2 separate regions of the Homo sapiens genome follow, and region 1 is linked to region 2. Evidence: chromatin loops called from intact Hi-C (ENCODE). Cell type or tissue: OCI-LY7. All regions are shown on one strand.

What was found. Hi-C counts contacts between places; a loop is a spot of excess contacts. Peaks named below come from ENCODE experiments on the same cell type or tissue, not always from the same donor. Only the 100,000 strongest peaks of a DNase experiment are listed, where the experiment ranks them.
Region 1: a loop joins it to region 2, with 2.3 times the contacts of the local background. A loop is called at or near these places in 3 of 110 quality-filtered maps.

What each region holds. Positions count from the first base shown.
Region 1 is chr2:3,195,299-3,200,298 of GRCh38, forward strand. It overlaps EIPR1 (EARP complex and GARP complex interacting protein 1), which reads right to left. Exons shown (of 9, transcript NM_003310.5): 6 at 1,583-1,719. Among named protein-coding and RNA genes, the nearest start is that of LINC01250, 72 kb to the left of the region's middle. RefSeq lists enhancers at 2,840-3,134, 3,298-3,836. In OCI-LY7, CTCF peaks have their summits at 2,950 and 3,155; a DNase peak (open chromatin) is centred at 813.
Region 2 is chr2:3,459,928-3,464,927 of GRCh38, forward strand. It overlaps TRAPPC12 (trafficking protein particle complex subunit 12), which reads left to right. Exons shown (of 12, transcript NM_016030.6): 8 at 336-409. Among named protein-coding and RNA genes, the nearest start is that of TRAPPC12-AS1, 21 kb to the right of the region's middle. RefSeq lists enhancers at 1-408, 761-1,628. In OCI-LY7, a CTCF peak has its summit at 2,500 (motif pointing left); DNase peaks (open chromatin) are centred at 2,194, 2,494 and 2,944; H3K4me3 peaks cover 993 bases; H3K27ac peaks cover 1,696 bases.

The DNA.
Region 1 (5,000 bases), 260 kb before region 2:
GAAATCACTCCTGCATCATTTACCTTCCTCACCGCAGGCCTCAATGGGGCTGATGAGCAATGGGAAACTTCTGTGCCTTGTAATTTGCTTCCTTTATCTGAAGACCATCATTGTTCTCTGCTCTCCAAAGTAGAGGAACTCAATTCCTTTCATCTTTTTCTCTCACATTAGAACTCCCGGCCCTAAACCACTTTTAAATCTTCTGGTTTTTATATCCTGCACCTTTGCAATATCTTAATATTTCTTCCCTAAAATATAATACCTAAACTTTTAAATCTTTCAAGGGAAACAGGCAAAGGTAGAAAATTTAAAACTTGGCAAATTCCCGGGGAACTAGATGGACAGTCGCACGTGCACGATGTATTAACTAAAGGTTACTGCATGCTCCATCACCAGTAACTGTCACACAAAAGCATCATACCACCTAAAAAAGCACCAAAGGCATCCTGGCTCCATGCAAACCAAAGCTGCTTGCAAAAGGAGAAATGACAGTCAATGAGAAGGCGCCAGGACCCTCTGTGCTGCGCTGGCACGTCCTCACCACAGACACAACACGGGCAAAATGAGGCCACTGCCAGATGTCACCCATCAAAGCCACGGGCATCTTTTTGTTTGCTTATTTGTTTGGTCTGTAACGTCAGTCTTTGAGTTTCTTGTTTTCAGATACTGAAATTCTTCACATCCTTCAAAAAACCATGCAGACAAAGGACACGATGACCACAGGACATGGAGAAATGGATTTCAGCAGGACGTTCATCACGGGCTGAGTCTGTGGTTTCCAGCTTCTGATTAGGAAACCAAACAAGCCCTCTGCACGGACGTGCACAAAGGAGGAAGTGGCAAGTGATTCTTTATTAGCCCCTGAGTTTTCAGAGGGGCCTTGGAACTAAACCTAAAGTTGTGCCCCCACCCTGGAATCAACACGAGTTATTGCATGACATCCGTCTTTTCAGCTCGGTGATAAATTATGGTGTGCTGAGGGGATAAACTGTATCTTAAAAAAGCTTGTGTGGGCTTCCGTTGCCACAGCAACAGACGTGCTACCATCACTCCTTTGCCTATCAAAATCACAACTGGAACGGAAAACTCGCTCTTATTTGTTCCATTAGAGCTGCTGGCTGTTGGGTATAATTACTTAAATGACAAAATATGATTGCCCTATAGGTGTGTCTCCAGAAGGCACAGCTATGGTCAAGGACGACCCCAGGAGAGACTTAACCTGGGGACTGCAGCTGTCAGCCTGCAGCGGCTCATCAGACACGGGCACCCTGTGGTCCCCATCTCGCTCAGTGTTACAAAAGCCCCAATTCCTAGTTTTCATAATAAACTCCTGCTAATGCAGAGATATCAATATGGAACATTAAACAGCCACCGAGGTGCACCGGTTCCATTGCAGTGGATGTGCTAGCTTAATTTGGGGTGAAGAAACAAGATGAAGATTTATGATTTCCTACAAAAACGAGATAAAGACAAACCATGCGCCCCCAAAGGCATGTGGCTCACCATCAGCTCCACCATCATCCCGGTTCTGCTCGGTGAGGGAGGAAAGGAAGTGGGGCCTGCGCCGGGTGGGCTCACTGACCTCATGCTCCGGGTGTCCCAGCCACGGAGGGTGGTGTCGTTCGCTGTGGCCACCTGGGTGCAGTTATGATGTGGGCTCCACCGTCCTGAGGTGAACTTCAGTTGTCCCTTCCCTTCCAGGGACGCTGAGCTGGCCAGCTGGGAGTGTCACGATGTTTTCCAAAGGAAGAAGAAAAGAAGAAGAATGTGAAGTCTGTTCAGAAAACGCGAGAGGATATCGTATACTCAAGGATATTATTGAAAATAATTACTGAGGATAATTAGGAAGCTCTGTCTTTGTTTCCTTTCCTTAAATGGCAAAAATGAACCTTACTTGGGGAAATCTATAAAACTGAGCACAGCAAAAAATAGAAAGCATATTAATAGGCCTCTATTAAAGAGCGTTTGCTTGCAAGTATGTGATTAGAGATAATCAACTCGAACTTGAAGGAAAACAATACAAAACAACTCAAACATCTGGCTTTCCCCAAAGAAAGCGACAAAACAAGTCAGGTCCACCTGAGCGGTTCCGGAATAACAAAGGGACAAACACATTCACTTGGTCAGATGCTGTCTCCAGTGCACGCCCTCTTCCCTCCCTCCGTCTCGAGGCCCACACGGCCTTCGCCTGGCATTTAATCAGACCACCCCAAGCCAGCGAGCTGACCATGAAGGCCTCAGCAAGGCCCTCTGGGGCTGGTGTTAGGGCTAAAACCTCCCCCTGCCTAAAAGAGGGTGGGGCCCAGTTGTGAGCCTGCAAGAAGATCCCCAGCTCGTTTCTCTGCTCGCCTAGGATTTCATGCACAAAGGCTGAGCATGTTGGCTGCATCGTTATTTCAATTTGGGGGTTGAATTTCAATGCACAGGATGACTGTTAAAGGCAGGAAGCATCCAGGTCTGCCCCAGGGTCCTCTGTCACACCTGCCCCCAAGTCCTCCTGAGGGACACAGTTCCCACCACTAATTCCGTTAACTTTCAAACCAGCTGTGCTCTTCAGAGCCCTCTGAGAGGAGCCTGAGGCAGGTGGCTGGTGAGGCGGGCCTGGCCAGGCTGAGGGCAGGTCCAAACGAGCTGCTAGACAGGCCGTGAGAGGCCCAATGACCGAGCTGGTGCTGGAGTTTATTCAGCATCTCACAAGATTTACCGAGGGGCTTTGCTGGCCAGGGCAGGTTGGGTACCCAGGCTCGGGGTGAACAAGTCCCAGAGGTCCCCACAGAGTGAGTGCCCACTGCATAGACAGGCAGGGGCTCTGCCTGGAAACCACCACTCAGAACAGAAAGACGGGCAGTTCCCAGTGAGAAATAGGGCACCGTCTAAGCCACAGGTAAAGGGCTTTCTGGAAAGAGCGCACTGGCTGCAGATGCTCCTGGTGTCTCCCAGCAAGAGGCCTCCCAATTTCAGAGGTGGCCACTGGGAGGCGTGAGCTACAAGACCTGGTGTCCCCCCAGTCCTATGCAAATGGGCTGTGCGAGAGACTGAGAACTCAAAACAGTCCTGGTCAGAAGCCGAGAAAGGCGGTCATCAGTGAGAGACGCAGACACTGCGCTCAGTCAGGGAGAAGAGGCCTCGGGCCCAGGAAGAGCCACATCTTCACCTCCCACTCCGAAAGCCTGCTCTGATGCTTAGGAAACATTTTTGGAAACTGAAAGCCACCATCCTTGCAGAGCCTTGTTATCGGGGGAACCCACCCCCGATAATTCAACGTAGGTTCTTTTCTATTTTCCCTGTGTCGGTCGGTCTGAGAAATAAAGGGAAAGAGTACAAAAGAGAGAAATTTTAAAGCTGGGTGTCTGGGGGAGACATCACATGTCAGCAGGTTCCATGATGCCCCGTGAGCCGTAAAACCAGCAAGTTTTTATTAGCAATTTTCAAAGGGGAGGGAGTGTACGAATAGGGTGTGGGTCACAGAGATCACATGCTCCAAGGGCAACAGAAGATCACAAGGCAGAAGGTCAGGGTGAGATCACAAGGTCAGGGCGAAACTACAACCACTAATGAACTTCCATGTCCCACTGTGCTTGCATTGTCATTGATAAACATCTTAACAGGGTTCAAGAGCAGAGAACCCATCTGACTAGAATTCGCCAGGCTGGAATTTCCTAATCCTAGCAAGCCTGGGGGCACTGCAGGAGGCCAGGGTGTGTTTCATCCCTCATCTGCAACTGCATATGGCAGACACCCCCAGAGTGGCCATTTTAGAGGGCCCCCCCCCCGCCCCGGGAATGCATTCTTTTCCCGGGCTGTTAATTATTAATATTCCTTACTGGGGAAAGAATTCAGCGATATTTATCTTATCCGTTTTGGTAATAAGAGAAATATGGCTCTGTTCCACCCGGCTCCCAGGCAGCCAGACTTTACGATTGTCCCTTGTTCCCTGAAAATTGCTGTTATCCTGTTCTTAAGGTGCCCAGATTTCATATTGTTCAAACACACATGCTTTACGAACAATGTGTGCAGTTAATGCAATCATCACAGGGTCCTGAGGCAACATACATCCTCAGCTTACGAAGATGACGGGATTAAGAGATTAAAGTAAAGACAGGCATAGGAAATTATAAGAGCATTGATTGGGGAAGTGATAAATGTCCATGAAATCTTCACAATTTATGTTCTTCTGTCACGGCTTCAGCAGGTCCCTCTGTTCGCAGTCCCTGACTTCCTGCAACACCTTGTGGTGGTGAGAAGAGGTCAAGAGAAGGTGGGGACACAAGAGACCCACTGGGGGGACAGGGTACCCATGACTCCATATCTGGGCAGAAGCGAGGAGGTTGTGTCTGCATCTGAGCAGCTATGGGGGGCGTGTCCACATCTGGACAGAGGTAACAGGGCTGTGTCCACATCTGGGCAGAGGTGACATGGGTGTGTCTGCATCTGGGCACGCATGGGGAGGGGTGTGTCCACATCTGGGCAGAGGTGACAGGGGTGTGTCTGCATCTGGGCACGCATGGGGGGGTGTCCACATCTGGGCAGAGGTGACGGGGTGTGTCTGCATCTGGGCAGAGGTGACATGGGTGTGTCTGCATCTGGGCAGGCATGGGGGGTGTGTCTGCATCTGGGCACACATGGGGGGGTGTCCACATCTGGGCACGCATTGGGGGGTGTGTCCACATCTAGGTAGAGGTGACGGGTGTGTCTGCATCTGGGCATGCATGGGGAGAGTATGTGTCCACATCTGGGTACAGACAAGGGGGTTAGGGCTGAGGTGGCACCTGGGGCCTCACTAAGAGCTGGGAGAAGAATAGCCATGGTGATAGTCAGAGGAGCTCTCTAGGAATCGCTTGGACAGGGGCACCAGCAGGCTGGGTGTTGCCGAGGAGTGGACCTGTCCGCTCCCTCCCAGCCCCAAGCGGATGGCTGCCGATGGGCTCCTTCTTTTGTTTATGGAGAGCCTCCTGTGTGCCCCCGGCCCAGCTCCCCTGTGCCCAGGTCCCTGCCCAGCC
Region 2 (5,000 bases):
TGTCAGCTTTGCTCCTTTTCTCAGGGTTCTGGCTTTGGAAACGGGGCCCCCGGTCGGACCATTTGGCCTTGTGTCTGGGCTGATGCTGAGCAGCCACCCTCCTGGTTCTCTGATGCCGAGGGTCTCTTCCCAAAGCCACCTCTGGTCCCAATGCGAGTGCTGTATTTTCTGCCTCAGTGCAGCCTGCAGCATATTCAGCATTCCAGGCCGAAATCCAGTGGTGTTAACAAGAGGGATCTTTTAAAGTTAAATTAGAATTCACAGGACCCAGTAATTGAGGGCTAGAAAGAGCCTCGAATTTATTTGTGCACTTACAGGCTGCTCTTACCTTGTAGCCTCTATCCGGCTGTGGAGGTCACGTCTGGGCCGGGTGATGTACTCCATGGCAAACTGTCTGCTCCTGATGAAGGTACGTGGGTGGCCAAGCAGGGCTGCCATGTGATCTGGAAGAGCGGGGTCAGTGGGAGCCGCGAGGGAGCCGCTGGTATAATAGATGCTGGCAGGGACCGGCCGTGCAGAGAAGCCAGCTAAGTACTGGCTTAACAGGGAGCCCAGTGACACATTATGGGGCTATATGTACTTTATTTCTACTGCAAGAAATTTCAACAGAATGTAGAATTTAGATGATCAGATTTCATTATTGAAATGTGGGTCTAAATGATTTAATTAAAAGTATTGTTCATTTTCCCCCATTTTTCTCTGAACTCCATCCCCAGAAGGTGTCCTTTGTTCTCCCTATCTTCGTGGAGGGTGTTTTTTTCACCTCATGGTTTTGATTTTATGATTGATGCTTACAACACCTGAAGACAGGCTTCCCCACAAGACCTTCTTAGGACGTCACCCCAGAGCTCTCAGCCCGCAGGGAAACAGCTTAGAAATCAAGGAGCTGAACTGAGGCTGTCATCTGTTTTTCCGTGTCTCCTGGCTCTCGCCAGCCTGTGCAACGGTGTTTTTTGGCTCCTCTCTTTGTTTGGAACGCACCCCACACCTGGCTCACCTCCCACACTGGGCATCAGGGTGCCCTGTGTGGAGCTAGTGTCCCTGCAGCCAGCTGTGCGTACTGAGAGCTACTGCAGGAATCAGCTAGCAGCAGGCGCTCCGGAGCAGTGCTCGTAACACCTCCTGGGCTGTTCGAAGACAGCGACCTTAACTCCCACACCCATGCGGCTTTCATGGGGCCAAGGTCATTCCTGAGCTTGATTTTCAGCAAGGCAGAGCAGGCAATTTACCAGCGGAGAACTGTGCTCACGGGCTCTGTCATGAACCCTGAAGTGGCAGCCCTGCTTTATGCACGGACCCTGCAGCATCCCCAGAGGTGACTGTGACCCCGGGCACTGCTCCGAGCAGGCTGGGTGCGGGTATAGATTCACAGCCATCAGTGGCTCAGGCATTCCATCAGGAAGACGTGCAGCCCGCACCCCGGCTTTAGCGCAGCCCCAGTGCCCAGTGCGGGGCCGCTGCCTTTGCGCTTCTGCGTCTACGTCAGGCTGGACGCACAAGGAGACTCGGCGTCCTGTTCATCCTCGGTAGCAAGCGACCGTGACGCAGCCTCGCACTACTGCAAGCCTCAGCCTCCTCCTTAAAATAAGGGCATAGATCTGAGATCTCTGAAATCCCTCCCAGCTCTGACATTCACACAGCTCTCTCCTCTCCTTCAACACACTGGATAAAGGAAATTACGGTTTTCAAGTTCTGTGGTTTTGCTCAGAGCAGGTTTTTCTTCCGCTGCCACTCCTGAGATAGTCCCACTGAGGTCAGGTGGCCCGCACAGGTGCTTTGTTCTGGTCCTCACCCTCCTCCCACCCGCCCCCTTCCCTTCTCCAGCCCCCTCTGGCTTCTGCAGCAGGGCTTGCCCACCTCTGAGTGGGAGTGAAAAGTAGGCCCTCCTGCTCCCCTGCCCTGGTGGCCTCTTCACCACCCAAGGCTTGGCCAGCAACCAGGTGACCCCGAAGCACCCGGCCTGACCCCTCTGCCTCCCAAAACAGGCCATTCTCCCTGTGCTGCCTGTGGCCAGCCCTGACACCCCCACCTGGCGGTCTGGGCGGTCCGCAGTAGGCCTCCACCTGCTGAGGGCATTGTCAGCGTCACCTGAAAGTCACCAGCTTGCCGGAACATTCTTATGCAAAGACATGAAGAATCAATTATAAATTCACAGGACTGACGTTTCACTAATCATGGGGCTAAAACTCCCCAGGGAGGAAAGTTCCCTGTTCCACTGGCGGGCTTTCATTTGCATTTTAAGACACATTAATAGAAAACGACGGAATGGGCTTTTCTTTGTGGCACTGTGGTAGTAACACCACCACCAGGCTCCGAATGTGAGTCTTCTTCCTGTATTGCTGGGACTCAGTACAGAACATATTATTGCATTTCAAAAATACTTTTACAATGGACATGATTTAATTTGAAAGTTCAGCTTAAGCTTTCATTTTCATGAGTTAAAAAAAGGAGGCAAAAATGTTGCAATTAAAGCCAAGCCAAGCATATGCACTCTCTTGCCATCTAGTGAGCATACAGGGTATTGCAACAGTGTGTGATCTTAATAATATGGGGTATCCTGTTAATTAAATTATGTATATGGGCTAACAATGAGTTATTTAATCAGCCATTTAATTATCTTGAATAACATTTTTATTACAGTGAAATAAATACCAATTTAACTTCTTAGCAATGAAATGTATTCATACGTTTTAGCCCTGGATAAATCTGCATGATATGCTATAATGCACAGTGGCATGTATTATAAAGCATTGAAAATGTCACTATCTTCACTTTTTAAATACTTCTTCCTCTCCTTAGGCCTCACTGTAGCCTTAGGGCACCTGCACTGGCAGACCATATGGATGCAGGTGCCTGCCACCTTAGGTGGCTTGGGCCCCCCCTCCCCCGGGTGCCCCTGGGAGGCCACTTCCCTCCTGGTGTCCCCACAGCTCGCCAGTATGCACATCAGAACCCGCCGTGGCTCCGCACATGATGGAAAGGAGCACGCAGCTGCATCAGCTACCTTCCGTCTTGCTGAAATTAGACTGCAGAAGTCCTTGCTGGTTGCAGAATGGTTGTAAATCTAGTTTCACGGCCTGTAAACACGTGTGGCTGCTGAAAAGAAATGGTGAAGATTGAGCTAAAATAGACTTGTCCCTGGAAGTAAGTCATTCATGTCCTTTACAAAAGCCAAATCCACAGGATCTGGAGAGTAGGTTAAGCTCTCTTGAGGAGCTTCTTTTGGCCATTTTACCTGTGAAGGGCTGTTTCCTCTTCAGTAAATAAAGTCATTAAGTAACCGTCAACCTAAGGAAACTTTGTAACACAATCCCAAATCCTCATCTGCTGTATTGACGATGGGCCCCCTGAAGTGCCCCAGAATTCTTCCCCCAACTGCAGCCCGGACACACAGACACGTGTCATGTTCACACCTGAGGGACTGGCGAGCGCTACTGTTGCTGAGCTGGTGGGAGTGGCTGCCGGCGGGTGCAGGGGCCCCCGAGATCCCTTCTCTGCCGCGCCTGCCCCCGGCCTGGAATCCAGCTTCCTCTCACACGGCTCCCAGGCCTGTGCACGTGCTCTTTGGGAAGAGCCATGCCTAAAGTAACTTCCCATCAAAGAGCATGGCTTGGTTTCGTAAAAACCTGTCTTTTGTCATACTAGATTATCTTCAGAAACACTGACCCCTGGCCCTGAGCACTGAAAGAGCGGTTAGGGTGATGCGGCTGGCCACGGCATCGCCCACTAGCAGTGAGTGCTGCGCCCCCACCACGCCCCCACCCTGCGCTCTCTGTGGTGGCCGCCTCAGCCTGGAGCATCAGTGGCGTGAGTGGGGCACTGGAATGACCCAGTGACACTGCCGGGCTGATAACAAGAAAGTCAAAGCCTGCCTTTTGTTTACTTGAAACCAAAGGTGGGACATGTGTGGGATTAGAACAGACATTGCCCAGCATGATGGGTGCTCGGAAGCCTACTTCCTTCCCCAGAGAAGCCTAGGGGGGCAGCTGCTACTTTTCCCCGAGCTGGTGCAAGCTGGTGAGTGCAGCCTCTGTTGGAAAGCAGGGCTGCTCCCCTAAACTTCTCAGATCAGGGCCAGCCCAGGGTGTGCAGGCCCCACAGCTGCATCTGGGGTGCCATGTCCGTCCCAGCTGCAACCTCAGCCGCCCCGAGTGCCCCCATGCCAGGTCACAAAGCCCTCCCCTGTGTGAGGGAGCTCACACACACACGTCCACACACACACATGCTCACACACACGCTCACACTCATACACAATGCTCACACACGCTTACACACACATGCTCGCACTCGCACAGCTAGACAGCAGAGACAGGCAGCAGGAAGGCGTGGGAAAGGAGACCGAGGCATGTGCTGTCTGGCTCGTCATGGGCGTCAGGCCTTGAATAAAATTAGTTTTAATGAGCTGTACTCGAAGGTACTAGACTGGAGAGAGTCGTTTTGGGTTTTTTTTGTTTTTTCCTTCCTACCAAACTGGAATTGTACTTGTCTGTCTTTCTTTGTAACATCCCAATTAGCAAGCCAGTAACTCCAGTCCCAGTTTGGAGGAAATGGAACATGTAGAAGAATAAAGAAATAAAAGTACCTCTGGGATTATACGATGAGTAAGTAAGAAGAAAAACACCATTGGTGGCCATAGTTACTGCTGACCGCGTGCTTATAGCTAAGTGCGAGAATGCAGGGGAGCATTTAGTGCAGGGCCTGCCGCACACAGCTCGCTCAATAAATGCGGCGATCACTGTCATCCTGGAGAGAGCCCGGGTTTGCTGGGGACTTGAGACAAGCTACCACTGTGTCCCACGTGACTTTGGCAAGACCTTCCTGCACGGAGACCGCGTTGCTCACACCTGGAAAGGGTGACTGGGTCCGCTCAGCGTCCAGCAAGTGGCTGTGATGGGCCGGCATGAGTGGGCAGATGGACAGTGAGACTGTGCTGCCAGGCCTTGCCCTTGAGGAGGGGCCACGGGCCAGACCACCACAGGCAGGGCAGAGCGATGAGGAAT